Regions from separate parts of the Homo sapiens genome. Here regions 1, 2 and 3 are each linked to region 4. Evidence: chromatin loops called from intact Hi-C (ENCODE). Cell type or tissue: heart right ventricle. All regions are shown on one strand.

Region 1 (5,000 bases), 480 kb before region 4:
ACAAATGCTGTATGTTTCTACTTATATGAGGTCCCCAGAGTCATCAGATTCATGAGACAGAAAGTGGAATGATGGGTGCCAGGGGCTGGGGAGTGAGTGTTTCATGGAGACAGAGTTTCAGTTTGGAGTGATGAAAAAGTTCTGGAGATCAGCCGGGCATGGTGGCTCATGCCTGTAATCTTGGCACTTTGGGAGCTGAGCGGGGCTGACCACTTGAGGTCAGGAGTTCGATACCAGCCTGTCCAACATGGCCAAATCCCATCTCTACTAAAAATACAAAAATTAGCTGGGCGTGGTAGCAGGCGCCTATAATCCCAGCTACTCGGGAGGCTGAGGCAGGAGAATCCCTTGAATCCGTGAGATGGAGGTTGCAGTGAGCCAAGATCATGCCACTGCACTCCAGCCTGGAAGACAGAGCGAGACTCTGTCTCAAAACAAACAAAACGTTCTGGAGATGGATGGTGGTGACGGTTGCACAACAATGCGAATCTACTTAATGCCACTGAACTGTATGCTTAAAAATGGTTAAAATGGTCAATTTTACGTTGTGTGTATTTTACCACAATAAAAAGAGAGAGAAACGATGAAATGCAACACACAAGCCTTCTTGATTCAAAAAACTCAACTGTAAAAAGATGAGCAAGGAAATCTGAATGTGGACCAGAAATTAGATATAAAAATCATGATTAATATTGTCAGTGTGATGTGATTAAGATGTGTCTGTGTGCTTTAGAGATGTAGTCTGAAGTTTGCAAAAATCACATAAGGTCAGGGATTTACTTTTAAACATCTCAGAAAGAGGATATGGATTTATGATGTGAGTCTGGCACAATCCTGATAATTATTAAATTTTAATGGATACGAAAGTCTCACTGACCTCTTTTTCCTACTTTTAGTGTATTGGAACATCTTCAGAATAAAAAGCTCTCACAGAGCACGGTATTCAAAAAGCGAAGGCAAACTTCTAAAACATAAGGGTAGAAGCGTGTTGTACTATTAAATCAAACTATTAAGCCATTTGGAAATATATATATCTTGTTGATGTCTCATCCTTTTCACGTTTTTATTTTTATGTGTATTTTACAGTGCATATAACACATTTAGCAAAATATTTTTATAAATTATATATAACTAAAAATGCATGGGCCGTGGCTACGCATTTCAGCTATGAGTGTGCTCAAAAATTGTTTTGCTGGCTGGGGTAGGAGTTCAGAAGTTTGGAGATCATGGCTATAAGGACGCTTTGGGCCAGGCATGGTGACTCATGCCTGTAATCCCAGCAATTTGGGAGGCCAAGGCAAGAGGGTCGCTTGAGCCCACGAGTTCGAGACCAACCTGAGCAACATAGCAAGATCCCATCTTTACCAAAAAAAATTGTTTTTAATTAGCTGGGCATGGTGTCATGCACCTGTAGTCCCAGCTACTTGCAAGGCTGAGGTGGGAGGATCGTTTGAACCCAGGAGGCAGAGGTTGCAGTGAGCCGTGATAGGGCCACTGCACTCCAGCCTGGGTGACAGAGCAAGACCCTGCCTCCAAAATTAATTAATTAATTAAAATTTGTAAAAATGAAAATAAATTAAAGAAACTTTTATGGGTTCTAGAAACCAAGGCAGACGTTAAAGGGAATAGGTGCTTTTCCTGGTTATTTATGGAATGATGGATGGGTGGATGGACAGATTGGTATATAAGATGATAGGTGGGTGGATGGACGGAAGAATGAATGGAAGAATGGATGGAAGAATGGATGGATGAATGGGTGAATGGAAGAATGGGTGAGTGGGTGGGTGGGTTGGGTGGATGGATAGATGTGTGGACAGGTGGGTGAATGGGAAGTTGGTTGGATGGCTGGAAAATGGATGGATGGGAGAAAGAACAGGGAGGTGGATGAATGGATTGATGGGTAGAAAGATGGATGGGTGATGGACGGATGGATGGATGGATGCATGCACAATTAGAAGTTTAAATGGGTGGGTGGTGGGTGGGTGAGTGGACAGATGAGTGGATGGAGGGGAGGTTAAGAGGAACCCAGTTTTGTGGCAGGTGGTGGGGAAGTCACAACATGCCTTCCTAAATGATGCTCAAACACGCCAGTAGATGTCAGACTAACCTCAGGAAACCACCTCGGGGCCAAGCTTGCACCACCCTGGCCCCATCCTGAAGTTCTTTGATTCAAAATGAGCAAAGGCTCATTTTAATAAAACAGTTTGCATTGCACCCTGTATTTACACACTCCCTCACCAGCACCCTCCCAACTCAAATGGCATTTATAACCCCACTTCCTCTCCTGCAAATGGAAAAATGGGGCCAGGGTGGGTGTCTGGTGAAGGGTGCTTCCCACAGGGTCAGGTCGGGAGCATCAAGAGGGTAAGAGAGTAAATTTTGGGGTCCCCTAAATTGATTAGTATCCATATCAGCCTCAGCTCCAATCAAAATAATATTTATATTCTCATCCCACACTCCTGATGTCTGCTCAGGAATCCACCCTAGGCCTGTGCCTTTGCCAAAAAAAAAAAAAAACTTTTGAGGAAAAGGAAAGTAAAGGGGAAGGGGAAAGGGAAAGAGAAAAGAAGAGAGGGAAGGGAAGGGAAGGGACCCTGTCTCAAAAGGAAAGAAAGAAAAGAGAAAGAAATAAAAAGAAAGAAAGAAAGAGAGAGGAAGGAAGGAAGGAAAAAAGAAAAGAAGGAAGGAAGGAAAAAAGAAAAGGAAGGAAGGAGAGACCCTGTCAAAAAGGAAGGAAGGAAGGAAAGGAAGGAAGGAAGAAAGGAAAGAAGGAAAAAAGGAAGGAAGGAGGAGAGAGAGAAGAGAGACACTGTCTTAAAAGGAAATGAAAGAAAAGAGGGAAAGGAGAGAGGGAGGGAAAGAAAGAGGAAGGAAGGAAGGGAGGGAGGGAGGGAGGGAAGGAAGGAAGGGAGGGAGGGAGGGAGGGAGGGAAGGAGGGAGGAAGGAAAGAAAAAACCCAGTAGCTCCCCCACTGTGTGGAAAAGGATGCGTAGGGGCCGGCCTGAGACTGAACCTTCACACAAACCACCTTCAACCCTCGAACAGCCAAGACCCCAGCTCAGGAAAGCCATTCATCCAACATTGCCCAGCAGCAACTACATGACAGAGCCAGTTCCACCCCCAGTGTCTCCCACCAGAAGACCCACTTTTGGGGTCACTGACAAAGAGAAAGGGGGACCCAGAACCAGACTCAACTGAAGCCACCACGTACTCCCAGCCCTATCTAGGTCCCTCTCTGCCTTCACACACTTCTGTCTTCAGCCCTGAAACCCGCAGATTTCAACTCAACACTGGAAGTAGAAATGGGATTCCCACGTTTTTCCCCAGAAAGCAGCATTTCTCAGCCATCTCAACAGAAATATTTGCTGGCTGAGCGCAGTGGCTCACGCCTGTAATTCTAGCACTTTGGGAGGCCAAGGCGGGTGGATCATTTGAGGTCAGGAGTTTGAGACCAGCCTGACCAATATGATGAAACCCCGTCTCTACTAAAAATACAAAAATTAGCCAGGCATAGTGGCGTGTGCCTGTGGTCCCAGCTACTTGGGAGGCTGAGGCAGAAGAATCTCTTGAACCCAGGAGGCGGACTTTGCAGTGAGCCGAGATTGGGCCACTGCACTCCAGCCTGGGTGACAGAGCAAGATTCAGTCTCAAAAAAAAAAAACAAAAAAAAAAACCAGAAAGAAAGAAAGAAAGATTTGCCAACCCATCAGAGTGGACACTCACAATCCTGGGAGCCTGGTCCTGGCTGCCCCATCCATGGTTAATCTCTGTTGCCTCAGCCTGGGGCAGCTCAGGGATTCACAGAGCCGGATGGGGGTGTCCGGGGGGCATAAGGCAACCAGTATTGATCAGTTAGCAGGGAAGGATTTTGAGATTTCAGAAGCCAGCACAGCCTTATCAATATGTTCCAGCTGCATGAATTTGCTCCCCGAAAAAGCTCGCCAAAAACATCCTAACCCCCAAGGGATCCCCGGTACAGCCGCACCGCCCCCCGATCACCACCACCCAGGCATACTCACTCCCATTCTTTCCTCCTGGCCTGGGGGGTGCTGTGGATTTTGTGGGCCTGGTGGGCCAAGATGACATCTCGGTGATCCACCACGCCGCCCCGCCGCCTCAGAGGGGGGCCCTCGAAGCAGATGCTGAGCCGGGGAGGCCGAGTGTCCTGCAGGGCGCTGGGCGTGCCCCGAGCTGCGGTTGTGCAGGGCGTCATAGTAACTGGGGCGCGAGAGCATGGAGTCGGGGACCCAGGAAGACTTCAACATCCACGGGCCTCGCTCAGAAATCCCAGGGTCTTCTCCCTCCAGCACAGTGAGGGGGAAACTAGAAGAAGAAAGAGGAGACAGAGAGGGCCAGTGTGAGGGAGAGGCAGACAGAGCTCACAGAGGGCAAGGAGAAGGGAACTCAGAAGACAAGGAGAGGCCGCCCCACCCTCCTTCGCAGAAAGTCAAAATACACCCCAGCCCAGGCTGGCCGGGATTTAGTAGTTCCTTGGCAACTCAGGGCCCAGAAAGCCAGTTCTTAGGAGCTGCCCGGCAACATATGTGCCCCATGGAGCAAAACACTATGAGGCTGTGCCGCGGGCACTCGCTCCACCTCCCAGGTGCCGGCCACAGAGGGCGGGATGCTGGATTTCTCAGCATCTCTATGTCTCCTTCTGCAAAATGAGCCACCATGGGCCTGGGGGTTGGCTCTCCCTCAGTCCCTTGGTCCTGTGAGCTCTGGAAAGCTGAAAGGGTGAGTTCAAGAGGCAGTTTTAAACGCACGTGGAAGGCTGGGTGCAGTGGCTCCCCCAGGTAATCCTAGCACTTTGGGAGGCAGAGGTAGCCAGATCACCTGAGGTGAGGGGTTCGAGACCAGCCTGGCCAACATGGTGAAGCCCTGTCTCTACTAAAAATACAAAAATTTAGCCGAGCATGATGGCCCATGCCTGTAATCCACATGCCTGTAATCCCAGCTGCTCAGGAGGCTGAGGCAGGAGAATCGCTTGAACCCAGGAG
Region 2 (5,000 bases), 310 kb before region 4:
AATTAAAAAATAAATGGAACCGCCCAGCCCATCCCCTACCCACCTGTCCTGCATTTTTTTTCTCCTTATCACTGTCTCACCACTAGAGGCCAGCTCCACCAGGGCAAGGGTTTTTCCCTGCCTGCCACTGTATGCCGAGTGTCCAGAACAAAGCCTAGCACAAGGTGGGTATCCCAGAAATATTTGTGGGATGAGGCCGTGCGTGGTGGCTCACACCTGTAATCCCAGTGCTTTGGGAGGCTCAGGTGGGAGGATTGTTTGAGGCCATGAGTTGGAGACCAGCCTGGGCAACATAGTGAGACCCCATCTCTACAAAAAAAAATTTTTTTTTTTTTTTGAAACAGTCTCCCCCCTTTCGCCCTGGCTGGAGTGCAGTGACAACGATCTCAGCCCACCGCAACCTCCACCTCCCCGGTTGAAGTGATTTTCATGCCTCAGCCTCCCAAGTAGCTAGGACCATAGGCGCATGCCACCATGCCTGGCTAATTTTTATATTTTTAATAGAGACAGGATTTTGCCTTGATGGCCAAGCTGGTCTCAAACTACTGGCCTCAAGGGATCCACCCGCCTCAGCCTCCCAAAGTGCTGGGATTACAGACATGAACTACCAGGCCCAGTCTCTACAAAAATAAATGTTTTAATTAGCTGGGCGTGGTGGTGCACATCTGTAGTACTGGATACTTGGGAGGCTGACATGAGAGAATCGCTTGAGCCCAGGAGTTCGAGGCTGCAGTGAGCTATGATTGTGCCACTGCACTCCAGTCTGGGCGACAGAATGAAACTGTCTCAAAAAGAGTAAATGAGACCCCGAGAGTTGGAGCAGTGCCCCCTAGTACACAGAAGAGACAGGGCTTTGACACCCCCTATCTCTGGTGTTCTTGGCCCTCAACACAGGAAAAGAAAAAAGCCATCCAGGAGGAGGAGGAGAGAGACCAGGCCTTGCAGGCCAAGGCGAGCCTGACCATCCCGCTGGTGCCCGAGACGGAAGATGACCGCAAGCTGGCGGCTCTGCTGAAGTTCCACACCCTGGACTGTGCGTAGGAGGCCAGGGGGAAAAGGGGACAGGGAGGCTCAGAGTTGCCTGGAGATGGGGGGTCCTCAGCCATGAGTGGACTCTGGTCTACCAGAGGGCAGTTCTGGACCCCCTCCCCTGCCGCCCCTGAAATGTCCTCTCCTCTCCTCTAGCCTACGAGGACAAGCAGAAACTCAAGCGGACCGAGATCATCAGCCGCTCCTGGTTCCCCTCTGCCCCCGGATCCGCCTCCAGCAGCAAGGTCAGCGGCGTCCTGAAGAAGCTGGCACAGAGCCGCAGAACCGCGCTTGCCACCTCCCCCATCACCGTCGGGGACCTGGGCATCGTGCGGCGGAGGTCTCGGGACGTCCCGGAGAGCCCCCAGCATGCGGCCGACACCCCCAAGTCTGGGGAACCGCGGGTACCAGAGGAGGCTGCCCAGGACCGGCCCATGTCCCCCGGAGACTGTCCTCCGGAAACAACTGAGACCCCCAAGTGCAGCAGCCCGAGGGGGCAGGAAGGGAGCCGTCAGGACAAGCCCCTGTCGCCAGCAGGCTCCTCCCAGGAGGCAGCTGACACCCCCGACACGCGGCACCCCTGCAGTCTCGGCTCCTCCCTCGTGGCGGACTACTCCGACTCGGAGAGTGAGTGAGCGATCCCCATCCTGGAGACTGGACCCGCTCTAGAGGCCCGGACACACCCAGGAGGCCCCTCACAGACTGCAGACCCCCGGCTCGCCCACCAGCCCTGGGAGAGCTCAGATGCCGCATCCTCCCCAGACCGCGCCTTCCTGCAACCGTGGAGTTATTTATTTGGTCCTGGTGAGGGTGTTTGTGCCTTGTGAGACTCCGTACATTAAAGACCTGTCTCTTCTTCCCTGTCTTGGGTTGTTAGATGGACCCTGGGGCTGCCCCCCCACCCCCCCACCTTGACCAAGCTTGGTAGGCCTCTCATCAGCAAATGCTGGTATAGGGTCATAGCTGTGACCACAGACATGGTCCCCTTCCAGAGTAACAAGAGTCTCAAGGTGGTGGTCCCGGTTGGCCAGGAATCAGGACAGACTTCCTGGAGGAGGAGGCATGGGCCAAGTGTGAAGGGTGAAAAGGGGGCCAGGAACCACACACACAAGGCCAGGGACAAGGCACACGGGGTACCCAGGATGTGTGCCAGATGCAGCAGGGGCTGGAGCACACAGGTGTGAGCTTTTTATTATACCCAGCCCAGGGGTGGCCCATGGAAAAGCCCCCCGTGCATGTTACTTTTGGGGTTTTTTTGTTTTGTTTTTGAGACCGAGTCTTGCTCTGTCACCCAGGCTGGAGTGCAGTGGCGCGATCTCGGCTCACTGCAACCTCTGCCTCCTGGGTTCAAGTGATTCTTCTGCCTCAGCCTCCCGAGCAGCTGGGACTACGGGTGTGCGCCACCACGCCCAGCTAATTTTTTGTATTTTTAGTAGAGACTGGGTTTCACCATGTTGGCCAGGCTGGTCTCGAACTCCTGACCTCAAGTGATCTGCCCGACTCGGCCTCCCAAAATGCTGGGATTCCAGGCGTGAGCCACAGCGCCTGTCCTGCATGTTACTTTTGAATGAAACCGAGCAGAAAATGGCCCAGAAACAGCCTTGCATCCATCAAGGGGCACACGACCCCCCACTACCTCCCCCTCAACCTTGGAAGATCATTTAACAAATTCTTTGGTTTGAACACTTGATGTTACCTTGCCACTGGGGATACATCCCTAACTCTAGACAGCAGGTTGTTAAACACGGGGCCTGGTATCCACTAGGCGTCCCATAAATGCTGCCACTTTTGTGGTTCCGAGGAGGCGGCTCACTCCGTTCGGGCTTGGCAGGAGTCGTGGAGTGGGTTCGGCCACGTGGAATCCGCGTCCTGGGAACCCGTGGAATCCGCGTCCTGGGAACCCGTGGAATCCGCCTCCTGGGAACCCGTGGAATCCGCCTCCTGGGAACCCGTGGAATCCGCCTCCTGGGAACCCGTGGAATCCGCCTCCTGGGAACCCGTGGAATCCGCCTCCTGGGAACCCGTGGAATCGGGTTGGATGCGCATGTGCGTGTCTCTTTTTCCGGGGGAGGCTCCGCCCACGGCCCCGCCCCGCTCCCAAGTGCGCGCGGACCCCTAGCTCCCTCTGAGTTGCGCTGGGCTTGGCTGCTGCACCATGACCCTGGAGGCGATCCGCTACTCGCGGGGCTCCCTGCAGATCCTAGACCAGCTGCTGCTGCCCAAGCAGAGCCGCTACGAGGCGGTGGGCTCGGTGCACCAGGCCTGGGAGGCCATCCGCGCCATGAAGGTGCAGCGGGGCGGCGGGGCGGCGGGGCGGCGGGGCGGCGGGGCGGCGGGGCGGCGGGGCGGCGGGGCGGCGGGGCGGCGGGGCGGCCGGGTTGGAGGTGGGAGTGCGCCCGCGCCTGCAGCTTCCGACGCCCAAATCCCTGCCCCGCAGGTGCGGGGCGCCCCGGCCATAGCCCTGGTGGGCTGTCTCAGCCTCGCCGTGGAGCTGCAGGCGGGCGCCGGGGGACCGGGACTCGCCGCGCTCGTGGCCTTCGTGCGCGACAAGCTGAGCTTCCTCGTCACCGCCCGGCCCACCGCTGTCAACATGGCCCGCGCCGCCCGCGACCTGGCTGATGTTGCAGCCCGGGAGGCCGAACGGGAGGGCGCTACGGAAGAGGCGGTCCGGGAGAGGTACGGGGATCTGGTACCAGGCACGGCGCTGAGCAGGAATTATATTGACTCTTTTTAAGTACAGTGACCCACTATACAGATGGGGAAACTGAGGCACGGCGACCTTAAGTCCCTTGTCCAGGGCCCCACAGATGGGGAGACTGAGGCACGGCGACCTTAAGTCCCTTGTCCAGGGCCCCACAGATGGGGCCCAGAGTCTAGCCTGGGCAGCCTGGCCCTGAAACCTAACTCCTTAATCGTGCCTCCCCTGAATACACGCAGCCCCTTATCCGCCCTTGGAGGCCCTTTTTAGTATCTCCGTGTTCTCTTGGTTTCTGCTTTTGAGGAACTTTTTTTCCTGTCCTGGTCCCCTTCCTGCCATCTTTTTCCCCCCACTTCCTTTCTGCTCCAGCCCTCCCTGCAATGTCACTTTACCCCACCAAGCTCGAGCCTGCCTTACAGCCTTTGCACGTGCCATTGGTGCGGGCCAGGTATCCATAGCGCCCTCCTCCACCATTCTATATGATCCAGCTCACCCGCTGCTCTCTGTTGCCTGATTCTGCCGGCTTTTCCTTCATTTTATTATCTCTTCATCAGCTGGCTCACTCACCCCAGTGTCAACTCCACAGGAGCAGAGATTTTTGTCTTGTTTACTGCTGGGTCATACCGGAACTGCTTGGTAAACATGTCTTTGCATGAATGAACGGAGTGACACTTCGGTGGCCCTGGCCGAAGGGTCCAGGCCCCACAGCAATGAGAGGCTTTGAGCAGGAGGGCTCCAGGACAGCAGCGTTAGGCAGAGAGGAGGCGTTGGCCTGGGCCCCGGGTCCTGGTGGCTGGTGCTGAAAACTCCTTGTCACCCCAGAGTGATCTGCTGCACCGAGGACATGCTGGAGAAAGACCTCAGAGACAACCGAAGCATTGGGGACCTAGGAGCCCGCCACCTCCTGGAGCGGGTGGCCCCCAGCGGTGGCAAGGTGACTGTGCTGACCCACTGTAACACTGGTGCTCTGGCCACCGCTGGCTATGGTACAGCCCTAGGTGAGAGGGCCTCCTCAGGGGGTAGGGGAGGGCCTTCTAGGAACTTTTTTAGATACAAGAGAAAGAATCCCAAACCCAAACCACTTTATCCACAAAAAAAATGGGAAGGTACTAGTTCTAGTACGGAAACACTTATACAGTTGGCTTCAGGTATGGCAAGATCAAGGGGCTCAACCAGTAGCATCAGGACCTATCTATCTCTGTGCTTCAGCTCTGCCCTCCTTCATCTTCAGGTTCCATGGGCTGGCAGGCGGCTGTTAGGGTCCAAATCATGA
Region 3 (5,000 bases), 300 kb before region 4:
TAATAATAATAATTAAAAATAAAACTAAAAAAATAAGTGGGATGGGCCAGGTGCGGTGGCTCACGCCTGTAATCCCAGCACTTTGGGAGGCCGAGGCGGGCAGATCACCTGAGGTCGGGAGTTTGAGACCAGCCTGACCAACATGGAAAAACCTCGTCTCTACTAAAAATACTGGCTGGGCATGGTGGTGCATGCCTGTAATCCCAGCTACTCGGGAGGCTGAGGCAGGAGAATTGCTTGAAACCTGGGAGGTGGAGGTTGCAGTGAACCAAGATCGTGCCATTGCACTCCAGCCTGGGCAACAAGAGCAAAACTACATCTCACAAAAAATAAAAAAATAAGTGGCATAGATGTGTATAGGACTTTGAATTTTTCTTGGGGACTGACATTCTAGGGGCAGTGGCGAGTCTAAACTTACTATTGAGTACAATGTCCATGCCTGCATGTACTTTTGGGGTGAGAATCCTCAGGTTCTCAAGGACTCCCCAACTCCAAGAACCACTGTGGTAGAAACAGATGACTACAACCTGAGAACTTTCACAGAAGCAAATTCTTGCCTCCTTGCCTCCCCTCTCTCCCCTGCAGGGATTGGAGTTTGGAATCCTGCCTTCGATGTCACCCCCCACGACCTCATCACTGGTGGCATCATCACAGAACTGGGGGTCTTTGCCCCTGAGGAGCTCCGGACAGCCCTAACCACCACCATCTCTTCCAGGGATGGAACCCTAGATGGACCCCAGATGTAACCAACTCAGCTCTCCCTAGCCTGCCTCTCTAGGTTTTTCAATACATTTCTTGAATGGCTACCCAAAAGCTGACCGTCCAGCCCCTGACCACACTTGTTCCTAGTGCAGGGAGCTCAGACAGGGCCTTCCATCTAGAGCCCAGCACCTAGAGCCAGGCTGCCCAGATTCAAATCCTGACTCCGCCACTTTTCCCACTGTATGATCTTGGGCAAGTCACTTCACCTCTCTGTGCCTTGGTTTCCTCATTTATAAAATGTGGATAACAGGCCGGGCGCAGTGGCTCACACCTGTAATCCCAGCACTTTGGGAGGCCGAGGCAGGTGGATCACAAGATCAGGAGATTGAGACCATCCTGGCTAACATGGTGAAACCCCATCTCTACTAAAAATACAAAAAATTAGCCGGGTGTGGTGGTGGGCACCTGCAGTCCCAGCTACTTGGGAGGCTGAGGCAGGAGAATGGCGTGAAACTGGGAGGCAGAGCTTGCAGTGAGCCGAGATAGCGCCACTGCACTCCAGCCTGGGCAACAGAGCGAGACTCCGTCTCAAAAATAAATATAATTAATTAATTATTTAATTAAAAAAATAAAAAATAAATGTGGATAATACTAGTACCTCCCTCTTAAGGTCAGGGCTGGAGCTAGGGTGACATCTCCAGGGCAGAATTTTAAGAGGACACCAAAAAAGCTCAGCAACCAAGATAAAAAATATTTTAAAGCAATATTTTGTTTTGGGTTTTTTTTTTTTGAGATCAAGTATCACTCGTTACCCAGGCTGGAATGTAGAGGCGAGATCTCAGCTCACTGAAACCTGTGCCTCCCCGGTTCAAGCGATTCTCCTGCCACAGCCTCCTGAGTAGCTGGGATTACAGGCATGCGCCACCATGCCCAGCTAATTTTTCTATTTTTAGTAGAGACATGATTTCACCATGTTGGCCAGGCTGGTCTCGAACTCCTGACTCAAATGATCCCCCTGCCTCAGCCTCCCAAAGTGCTGGGACTACAGGCATGAGCCACTGTGCCTGACCTTACAGCAGTATTTTTTAAAAATCAAAATTAATGCAAAAATCCATGATGAGGCCAGGCTTGGTGGCTCATGCCTGTAATTCCAGCACTTTGGGAGGATCCCTTGAGCCCAGGTGTTTGAGACCAGTTTGGGTAACATAGGAAGAGCTTGTCTCTACAAACAAAAATTTAAAAACAATGAGCTGGGCATGGAACTCACACCTCTAGCCCCAGCTACTCAGGCTGAAGTGGGAGGATGGCTTGAGCCCAGGAGTTCAAGGATGCAGTGTGCTTTGATTGCACTACTGCACTTCACCCTAAGCAACAGAGTGAGACCCCATCTCTTTAAAAAAAAAAAAAAATCCATGATGAACAAAACAAGTATTTGTTTGAGACGGGGTCTCGCTCTGTCGCCCAGGCTGGAGTACAGTGGTGCCATCTCAGCTCACTGCAACCTCCGCCTTCTGGGTTCAAGCGACTCTCCTGCCTCAGCCTCCCGAGTAGCTGGGATTACAGGAGCCTGGCACTATGCCTGGCTAATTTTTGTATTTTTATTGGAGACACCATGTTAGTCGTGGCTGGTCTCCAACTCCTGACCTCGGGTGATCCGCGCCCCGCGGCCTCCGAAAGTGCTGGGATTACAAGCGTGAGCCACCGTGCCCGGCCTAAATAAAATTTTGAAGAGGCTAGAACCCCGCACTTGTGCCTTGAGCTTACTGACCTCAACACCCTGGTTCCACTAAAACTTTATTTACAAAATTATGCTGCCGGTCTGCAGGATGTAGTTTAACAATTTGATTATTTTGGATATTAAAATATTTTTTAAGTCTTGAAAATATTGTTTACTATTACCAAAGTTTTTGAACCTTCTTAAATTCTGTACCAGAGGTGAGTGCCACACCCTAACCTAGTCTGAGTTTTTATGTGTAAAGATCATAAAACGTTGTAAGTTTTCTAAAACACATAAGCTCTCAATAAACGTTAGCTTATCATTGTCACCGTTTTGTTCGTAATGTTTGAAAACTCCAACTGTGATCCACTACACTACCCTTGTGGGATGCTGTCTCTTTAACTCTGTGCCACGTTGTATCCCGTGAGTTCTTGCGTTTTTCCGCCCCGCTGTATCCCATGGTTCCCTGTGCCTTCCGGCTACGACTGCTCACAGTCCCGCCTCTTCCGCTGCGTGCCGGACCATGGCGCAGGGGCAGCGCAAGTTTCAGGCGCACAAACCCGCAAAGAGTAAGACGGCAGCGGCAGCCTCTGAAAAGAATCGGGGCCCAAGAAAAGGCGGTAAGGAGCGGCCCGGGGACTTGGGGGCGAGGTGGACCCCCGGCTTCCCGGCCTCACGTGAGCACATCTTTCCCCAGGTCGTGTTATCGCTCCCAAGAAGGCGCGCGTCGTGCAGCAGCAAAAGCTCAAGAAGGTGTGCGGGGGCGAGAGATGGAGCCCGGAGGGCGGCGAGTAGCGAGGGGTGGAACCCGGAGGACGGCGAGGGGGGATGGGTGGAGCCCGGGGATCAGTGAGGGGAGAGGGTGGATCCTGGGGACGAGCTAGGAGCGAGGGGATAGAGCCAGGGGCCGCGTTAGGAGCGAAGGATGGAGCCCGGGGCGCAGAGAGGGGTAAGAGGTGGAAGCTGGCGAGGGATAGGGGCTGGGGGACGTGCTAGGGACGAGAGATGAAATCTGGAGGCCGGCGAGGGAAGGAGCACAGGGATCGGCAAAGGGCAAGGGATGAGGCCTGGAGGACTCCCAGCTCTGTGGGCCTCCCTTTTCTTCCTTGTGCAAGGGGTGCAGGAACACCACTTACCACTTCAAAAGGGCCTCGTAGAAGCAAGACCTGCGGCCCAAAAAGGGTTCCAATAACGTCAGCCTCTTGCTGTTACTGTTTTCTTTAATTGAACTCAGGAAGACAGCGAGGTGACATGGGAAGGGAATTGAAAGCCCAGCTTTGTAAACCTAGAACAGCAGAGGGCTCAAAGAAGTGTGAGGGTGCGTTGGTTATCGTCATTTTTTTTTGAGTCAGGGTCTCACTGTTGCCCAGGCTGGAGTGCAGTGGCCCCATTATAGCTCACTGCAGCCTCAGCCTCCTGGACTTAGGCAATCTTTCCGTCTCAGCCTCTCGAGTAGGTAGAATTGCAGGTGCTCGCCAATACGCGGCTAATTTTATTTTTTTTGTATTTTTGGTAGAGACAGGTTTCACTATGCTGCTCGGGCTGGTCTTGAACTCCTGGCCTCAAGGCATCCTCCCGCCTCTGCCTCCCAAAATGCTGGGATTACAGGCGTGAGCCACCCTATGGTTGTTTTTAAGTGCAACATTTATATGTAGATGGGTAAGGTTGAGCTTGTAAAGAAGTTGGAAGGAGATTTAAAACTGGTTTTGGTGGGAGTCAAACCTGGGTTTGAATTGTACTCCACAGTAAACAGCCCTGTGATCTTGAGCAAATTGTTTCGTCACCCCAGAGTGTCGGTTTTCTCAGAACTGGGTACCCACTGGCCCGCTTACCTCCGTGGAGTGGGGAATCTCATGGTCACCTTGCACTCAGCATGTCCAAAACCAAATTCCTGATCCTCCCTTCCCATTCTGCCCTCCTCCCCCTGTGATCACTTCCTTCCAGATGCCATAGGTCATCCTTGAATCCCTCCTTTCTCTCACATCCCGGTCTCATCCCATTTGTTTTGTTTTGTTTTTTTGAGATGGAGTCTCGCTCTGTCGCCCAGGCTGGAGTGCAGTTGAGTGATCTTGGCTTAGGTGCAACCTCTGCCTCCTGGGTTCAAGCGATTTTCCTCCCTCAGCCTCCCGAGTAACTGGGATTACAGGCCTGCACCACCACACCGGGCTAATTTTTTTTTTTTTTTTTTTTTTTTTTTGTAATTTTAGTAGAGATGGGGTTTCACTATGTTGGCCAGGCTGGTCTCGAACTCCTGACCTCATGATCTACCCGCCTCGGCCTCCCAAAGTGCTGGGATTACAGGCATGAGCCACTGTGCTCGCCCCTATTTTGCCCTTAGAATCAATCCAGAATCCACCCGCCTCCCATCTTCTTGGCCCCTACCTGGTCCCACCCACATCATTTCCCACCGGGACCAGTGCAGCCACCTTCTCCCTTGTCTCCTGGATCCCACCTGGTCCTCTCACAGAAGCCAGAGGGTGCCCATGAGCACCTGAGTCGGTTCCCTCCCTCCTTGGCTCAGAATCCTCCATGGCTTCCACCTCACCCAGGAAAAAGGTCCAGTCCTCACTCAGCCACAAGG
Region 4 (5,000 bases):
GCGCTCAGTAGAACCCAGCACCCAGAATGGCCCCCCAGAGAGCGGGGCCGGGTCTAGGGAAGCCCTCTTCCAAGAAGTCCCGTGCCCTGAGGTGACTGGGCGCGCTAGTTGATGAAACTGAGTGCCCCACCGAGGCGCCCCTGTCCCGAGGGCGGGGCCAGGGCGGGGCGGGAGTCCTCCTGGCAGGTGCCGGGGGCGGTGCCCGGCCCTGCCCCCGGGGGCCGTTCCTGGAGGCCAGAGGCGGGTCAGAGAAGCCGCCGGTGCGGGCGACGCCTTGGAACCCACGGCCGCCACTGCCGCCACAGGTGCCTCACAGTGCCCTCTGTCCTCGCTCTGGGAATCAAAACCCCGGTTGGGAACTGAGGCTTCCGAACTGCTTCCAACCCTGGACACGAAGGCCCCCACCGGCCGGAGAACGAAACCCTGGGGTCGTCTGAAGAGGAGGGCCAGGAGTCCCCAGGGCCAGACAGCGAAGCCCCAGAGCTGCTGCGGAGCTGAACACCGAGGTCCCCAAGCCCTCCGCAAAGGACGTGGAGATCCTGGAGCAAGAGAGCGAAGTCCTCGAGCCATCAGTCGAGCAGGACGCAGAGAGCCCCGGGCTGTCCACAGCTGCGGGCTTTGAGAGTCCTGAGCCAGGCAGAGACGACCCTGGGCCGTCCGAAGCGCAAAGGGCGGAGGTCCAGGGGCAGCATCCCCCTCCAGGCCCTAAGACCTCCTCCTCCAGGTCAGGCTCGGAAGCCCCCCACCTGCGTTTTCCGCCGTGCCCCGAGGCTCCCCAGCGTCCCCCGGAGGAGCGGTTCATGGAGACGCCCATCGAGCGCGAAATCCGCCGCAGCTGCGAACGCGAGGAGAGCCTGCGCCGGAGCCGGGGCCTGAGCCCGGGCCGCGCAGGCCGTGAACTCGTCGAGCTGCGCGTGCGGCCGGTGCTCAACCTGCCGGGTCCTGGCCCCGCGCTCCCGCGCGCCCTGGAGCGGGCGCGGGCGGGCGCGCAGATGCAGCGGGACATCGAGCGGGAGGCCCACCGGCAGGCGGCGCTGGCGCGCCCCGCGGTCCCCGAGCCGCGCGCCCGGTCGCCGCCGCAGCCGCTGGGCGAACTCAAGCGCTTCTTCGAGGCCGCGGCGGGGAGCGGCTCCTCGGCGGGGGCGGGGGACGGCGCGGGCCCGCAGAGGCTGCCAGAGCCTGGGGGACGGCCGCGCTCGGCCGTGCAGGGCGGGTGCCGGGTGCTGGGCAGCGCCCCGCCGCCTTTCACTCCGTCACTGCTGGAGCAGGAGGTGCGCGCCGTGCGCGAGCGCGAGCAGGAACTGCAGCGCCAGCGGCGCAGCGTCTATGGCACCGCGGAGTTCAAGGAGCCTACGCCGAGCCTCACCGGTAAGCCGCGGGCGTAGCAACGCCGGGACCCCCAGGGTTCCAGCCGCCCCCACCGATTGCCCAACTTCAGTGGCCCCTCCTGTGGCCCTCCGATTCTCGGGGTCTCTCCCTCCAAGCTCCCAGACCCCCTCTCAATTTTGTCTCTTGCCTACCCCTTCTGGAGCTCCATTACTCGCTGTGATCCACCCCTCCACCGGGAGTGATGGACTCTCTGATCCACACCACCCAGGCTGCGCGGGGGTGGGGGCATTCCAGATGTCTTCCTTTTTGTCGGGTTCCAGGGAACCCTGACTGGGTTCTGGCACTCCTGGGTCCTCCCTCTGAATTTTCGGGCTCCTGCTTCTCCATTCTGGGTTCACCTCCCTCCTCCCTCGGGTTCCTGGGTGCCTGGAGTTGAATGGAGGCTTTCATGGGGAGGCGGAGGGTGAACGCCTGTGTGTGTTTAAGGGGTGCGGCCGGCCTTTCATCCTGGCTGCCGCCAGCTGGTGAGCTGAGCGCCCCTTCCCCCGCAGCGAGCAGGGGCGACGGAAAGTTGGTGGTGATCTGGCCCCCCCGCAGAAAGGTCTCGGAGAACGGCCTGGAGCAGGTGGGAGCCCCCTTACCCGTGTGCCTCTAGCGCTTGTCGGTCCCCCCACCCCTCCGGTGCCAGGACGCTTGGTGGGGAAAAGTGCATCCTCCCTGGAGGGCCACTCTGGTCAGAACTCAGTCTGGGACGCATCCCCGGGGTGAAGAGGAGACGGTGGTCTTGAGGCCCAAACCGCCACCCCGAGCCTGGATGCAGTGCGCAGGTCCCTGAGGCCGGCCTTCCTTCTGGTCCTCTGTCCCCAGGAGGAGCGCAAACCTTGAGGTTTGAAAAGGCTGGGACCCCCGGCCGGAAGTAACGTACGCGTCAGAGGAACAGGGCGGGGGGCGTCTAGCATTAGGCCTGGAGAAGGGTCGGCTCTCTGCATTGGGGAAGATGAAATCGACTTGCCTTTGTGAAATTGACCAGCCCCCTCTATAAAACTTACAGTCCCCCATTGGGAAACTGACCACCACCCACAACTCCGCCAGTGAAACTGCCCAGCCCTTCTCTGCCTAATTGCAAACTGAACTACCCTCTCCCTTGACTGTTAAGAGGGCCGGAGTTACCGCCTCGATTGCCCCACTCCCCCCACCCCCAATAAAGCCTCTTCTTTCAGGGCACTGCAGCCTGTTTTTTTCTGGGTCCTCTTCGTCTGGGGTGGGGCGGGAGCACGGCGGGCCGAGGGAGGCCCGAGAAAACCCCAAGAGGTGCGGGCCGGAATGCGGGAATGCGCCCTTACCGCCCTGCTCTGGGGCTGCCCGCCTCCCCCGGCACGGCCAGACACGGCCTGGCCCAGGTCCTACCGCCCCCTGGCGGCCCGGGCGCAAAATGTGGCGCGCTTACCGAGTTCACACCCTCTCGTTTCCAGGCTTCCTCGTCAACATTTATTGGTGCCAACGATGTGCCCTGCGCTGGGCACTGGCTAGACAGTGGTGATAAGAGGCTGTTCCTACCCTGGGAACGTAAACAATAGCTACTAAAAAAAAGAGGTGGTGAGGGTTCAGGCTTCTCAACATTATTAGTTCCTAATGATCACCGTTCTTCTTGACCTCATGGGTCCTCACTATGAGACGTGCTCATTCGTGGTGTTGGGTCAAGAGTTTCTGCTTTCCAAAAGCATCCGTGGCCGGGCGCGGTGGCTCACGCCTGTAATCCCAGCACTTTGGGAGGCCGACGTGGGTGGATCAGTTGAGGCCAGGAATTGGAGACGAGCCTGGCCAACACGGTGAAACCCCGTCTCTACTAAAAATACAAAATATTAGCCGGGCGTGGTGGTGCATGTCTGTAATCCAGCTACTCAGGAGGCTGAGGCATGAGAATCACTTGAACCCAGGAGGCGGAGGTTGCAGTGAGCCAAGAACGGGCCACTGCACTCCAGCCTGGGTGACACAGTGAGACTCTGCCTCAAAAAAATAAAAAAGGCAACTGAAACCTGGCTTTTAAGAGAGAAATCTGCATTTTTATGATTGTGACTATTTAGGAAAAACTTTTTTTTTTTTTTGAGACAGTTTTGCTCTGTCACCCAGGCTGGAGTGCAGTGGTGCGATCTCAGCTCACTACAACCTTTGCCTCCTGGGCTCAAGCAATTCTCCTGCCTAAGCCTCCCGAGTAGCTGGAATTACAGGTGCACATCACCACACCGGCTAATTTATTGTATTTTTAGTAGAGATGGGTTTTCACCATGTTGTCCAGGCTGGTCTTGAACTCCTGGCCTCAAGTGATCTGCCGGCCTCAGCCTCCCAGTTTTTTCTAGGCGCCCTGCCTAGAAAAAACTTTTAAAGTTGTGCGGGAGGAGAGGAAGGAAGGAAGTTGGCAAGCAACAACTGTTTGCAATAGGGCCTGTGGCTGTCAATTTGCAAGCTCTGGTTAATTTCTCTCCCCTGGATGGGGGTTCAAGAGGGTGGGTGAACACCCTAAATTGTCTCTAAAACTGTATCTGCACAGTTAACATTCTGGGACTATTTTTACAGTGTCTTAGAAGTGCACTGAGGGCCTGGCGCGGTGGCTCACGCCTGTAATCCCAGCACTTTGGGAGGCCAAAGCAGGTGGATCACGAGGTCAGGAGATCAAGACCATCCTGGCTAATATGGTGAAACCCCATCTCTACTAAAAATACAAAAAAAAAAAAAAAAATTAGCCGGGCGTGGTGGTGGGTGCCTGTAGTCCCAGCTACTCAGGAGGCTGAGGCAGGAGAATGGCGTGAACCCGGGAGGTGGAGGTTGCAATGACCCGAGATTGCACCACTGCACTCTAGCCTGGGTGACAGAACAAGACTCCATATTAAAAAAAAAAAAAAGAAGTGCACTGAGGACCAGACATGGTGACTCATGCCTGTAATTCTAGCACTTTGGGAGGCCAAGGCAGGAGGATTGCTTGATCCCAGGAGTTCAAGACCAGCTTGGGCAACATAGCGAGACACTGCCCCACCCCATCTCTACAAAAAATTAACCGGGTGTGGTGGCATGTGCCTGTGGTCCCAGCTACTCTGGAAGCTTAGCAGGAGATCGCCTGAGCCTGGGAGGTTGAGGCTACAGTGAGCTATGATTGAACCACTGCACTCCAGCCTGGGTGAGAGTGAGATCTGTAACCTAAGAAAAAAAAAAAATTCACTAAGACCAGAAAAGGGGAGACCCAGGAAGTTTAAATTTAAAAATGTTTTCAATTTTGGAGACAAGTCTTGTTCTGTCACGCAGGCTGCAGTGCAGTGGCATGATCACAGCTTACTGTAACCTTGATCTCCTGGGCTCAAGTGATCCTCCTGCCTCAGCCTCCTGAGTAGCTGGGACTACAGGTGTGAACCACCACACCCAACCCAGGAACATTTTAGAATCGCTGTTTCAACTCTTGGCTCTTGAGATCGTGTCACTGCACTCCAGCCTGGGTGACAGAGCGAAACTCTGTCTTAAACAAAAACAAATTCTTGGCTCTGTCCAACTCTGTCTCTTGTATAGGGGCATCAAATGTCTAGTGAAATCCATATGCATAAAATACAGAGAGGTCATGCTGATACAAGGCTGCACCCAAGAGCAGCTCAGCCCATGAAGGGCTCATCAGCTGACCCCATCCT

The links. Peaks named below come from ENCODE experiments on the same cell type or tissue, not always from the same donor. Only the 100,000 strongest peaks of a DNase experiment are listed, where the experiment ranks them.
Region 1: it touches region 4 in a loop (9-fold over the local background); 23 of 110 quality-filtered maps call a loop at or near these places.
Region 2: a loop joins it to region 4, with 2.6 times the contacts of the local background. A loop is called at or near these places in 16 of 110 quality-filtered maps.
Region 3: it touches region 4 in a loop (3-fold over the local background); 26 of 110 quality-filtered maps call a loop at or near these places.

Annotation. Positions count from the first base shown.
Region 1 is chr19:13,595,734-13,600,733 of GRCh38, forward strand. No RefSeq gene overlaps it. Among named protein-coding and RNA genes, the nearest start is that of CACNA1A, 92 kb to the left of the region's middle. RefSeq lists an enhancer at 1,962-2,256. In heart right ventricle, a CTCF peak has its summit at 2,091 (motif pointing right); a DNase peak (open chromatin) is centred at 2,122; H3K27me3 peaks cover 2,620 bases.
Region 2 is chr19:13,761,405-13,766,404 of GRCh38, forward strand. YJU2B (YJU2 splicing factor homolog B) reads left to right here. Exons shown (of 10, transcript NM_030818.4): 9 at 895-1,033; 10 at 1,186-1,885. The coding sequence ends at 1,664. It overlaps MRI1 (methylthioribose-1-phosphate isomerase 1), which reads left to right and starts at 3,118. Exons shown (of 6, transcript NM_001031727.4): 1 at 3,118-3,316; 2 at 3,467-3,705; 3 at 4,550-4,725. The coding sequence starts at 3,185. RefSeq lists enhancers at 1,329-1,845, 4,315-4,944 and a silencer at 3,488-3,537. In heart right ventricle, no CTCF peak of the experiment used is centred here; a DNase peak (open chromatin) is centred at 3,117; H3K4me3 peaks cover 2,673 bases; H3K27ac peaks cover 2,268 bases.
Region 3 is chr19:13,771,536-13,776,535 of GRCh38, forward strand. MRI1 (methylthioribose-1-phosphate isomerase 1) reads left to right here. Exons shown (of 6, transcript NM_001031727.4): 6 at 586-2,747. The coding sequence ends at 746. It overlaps C19orf53 (chromosome 19 open reading frame 53), which reads left to right and starts at 2,921. Exons shown (of 3, transcript NM_014047.3): 1 at 2,921-3,039; 2 at 3,117-3,172. The coding sequence starts at 2,943. RefSeq lists enhancers at 2,612-2,681, 2,752-2,951, 2,928-3,457, 3,458-3,986. In heart right ventricle, no CTCF peak of the experiment used is centred here; a DNase peak (open chromatin) is centred at 2,896; H3K4me3 peaks cover 2,298 bases; H3K27ac peaks cover 2,365 bases.
Region 4 is chr19:14,072,510-14,077,509 of GRCh38, forward strand. It overlaps MISP3 (MISP family member 3), which reads left to right and starts at 277. Exons shown (of 3, transcript NM_001291291.2): 1 at 277-1,368; 2 at 1,881-1,954; 3 at 2,197-2,553. The coding sequence starts at 801. The coding sequence ends at 2,214. It overlaps MIR1199 (microRNA 1199), which reads left to right and starts at 852; the gene lies at 852-970. RefSeq lists silencers at 96-265, 836-1,245, 2,668-2,903 and an enhancer at 1,433-1,953. In heart right ventricle, CTCF peaks have their summits at 974 and 2,749 (motif pointing left); DNase peaks (open chromatin) are centred at 276, 668, 1,122, 2,752 and 2 weaker places; H3K4me3 peaks cover 3,368 bases; H3K27ac peaks cover 3,604 bases.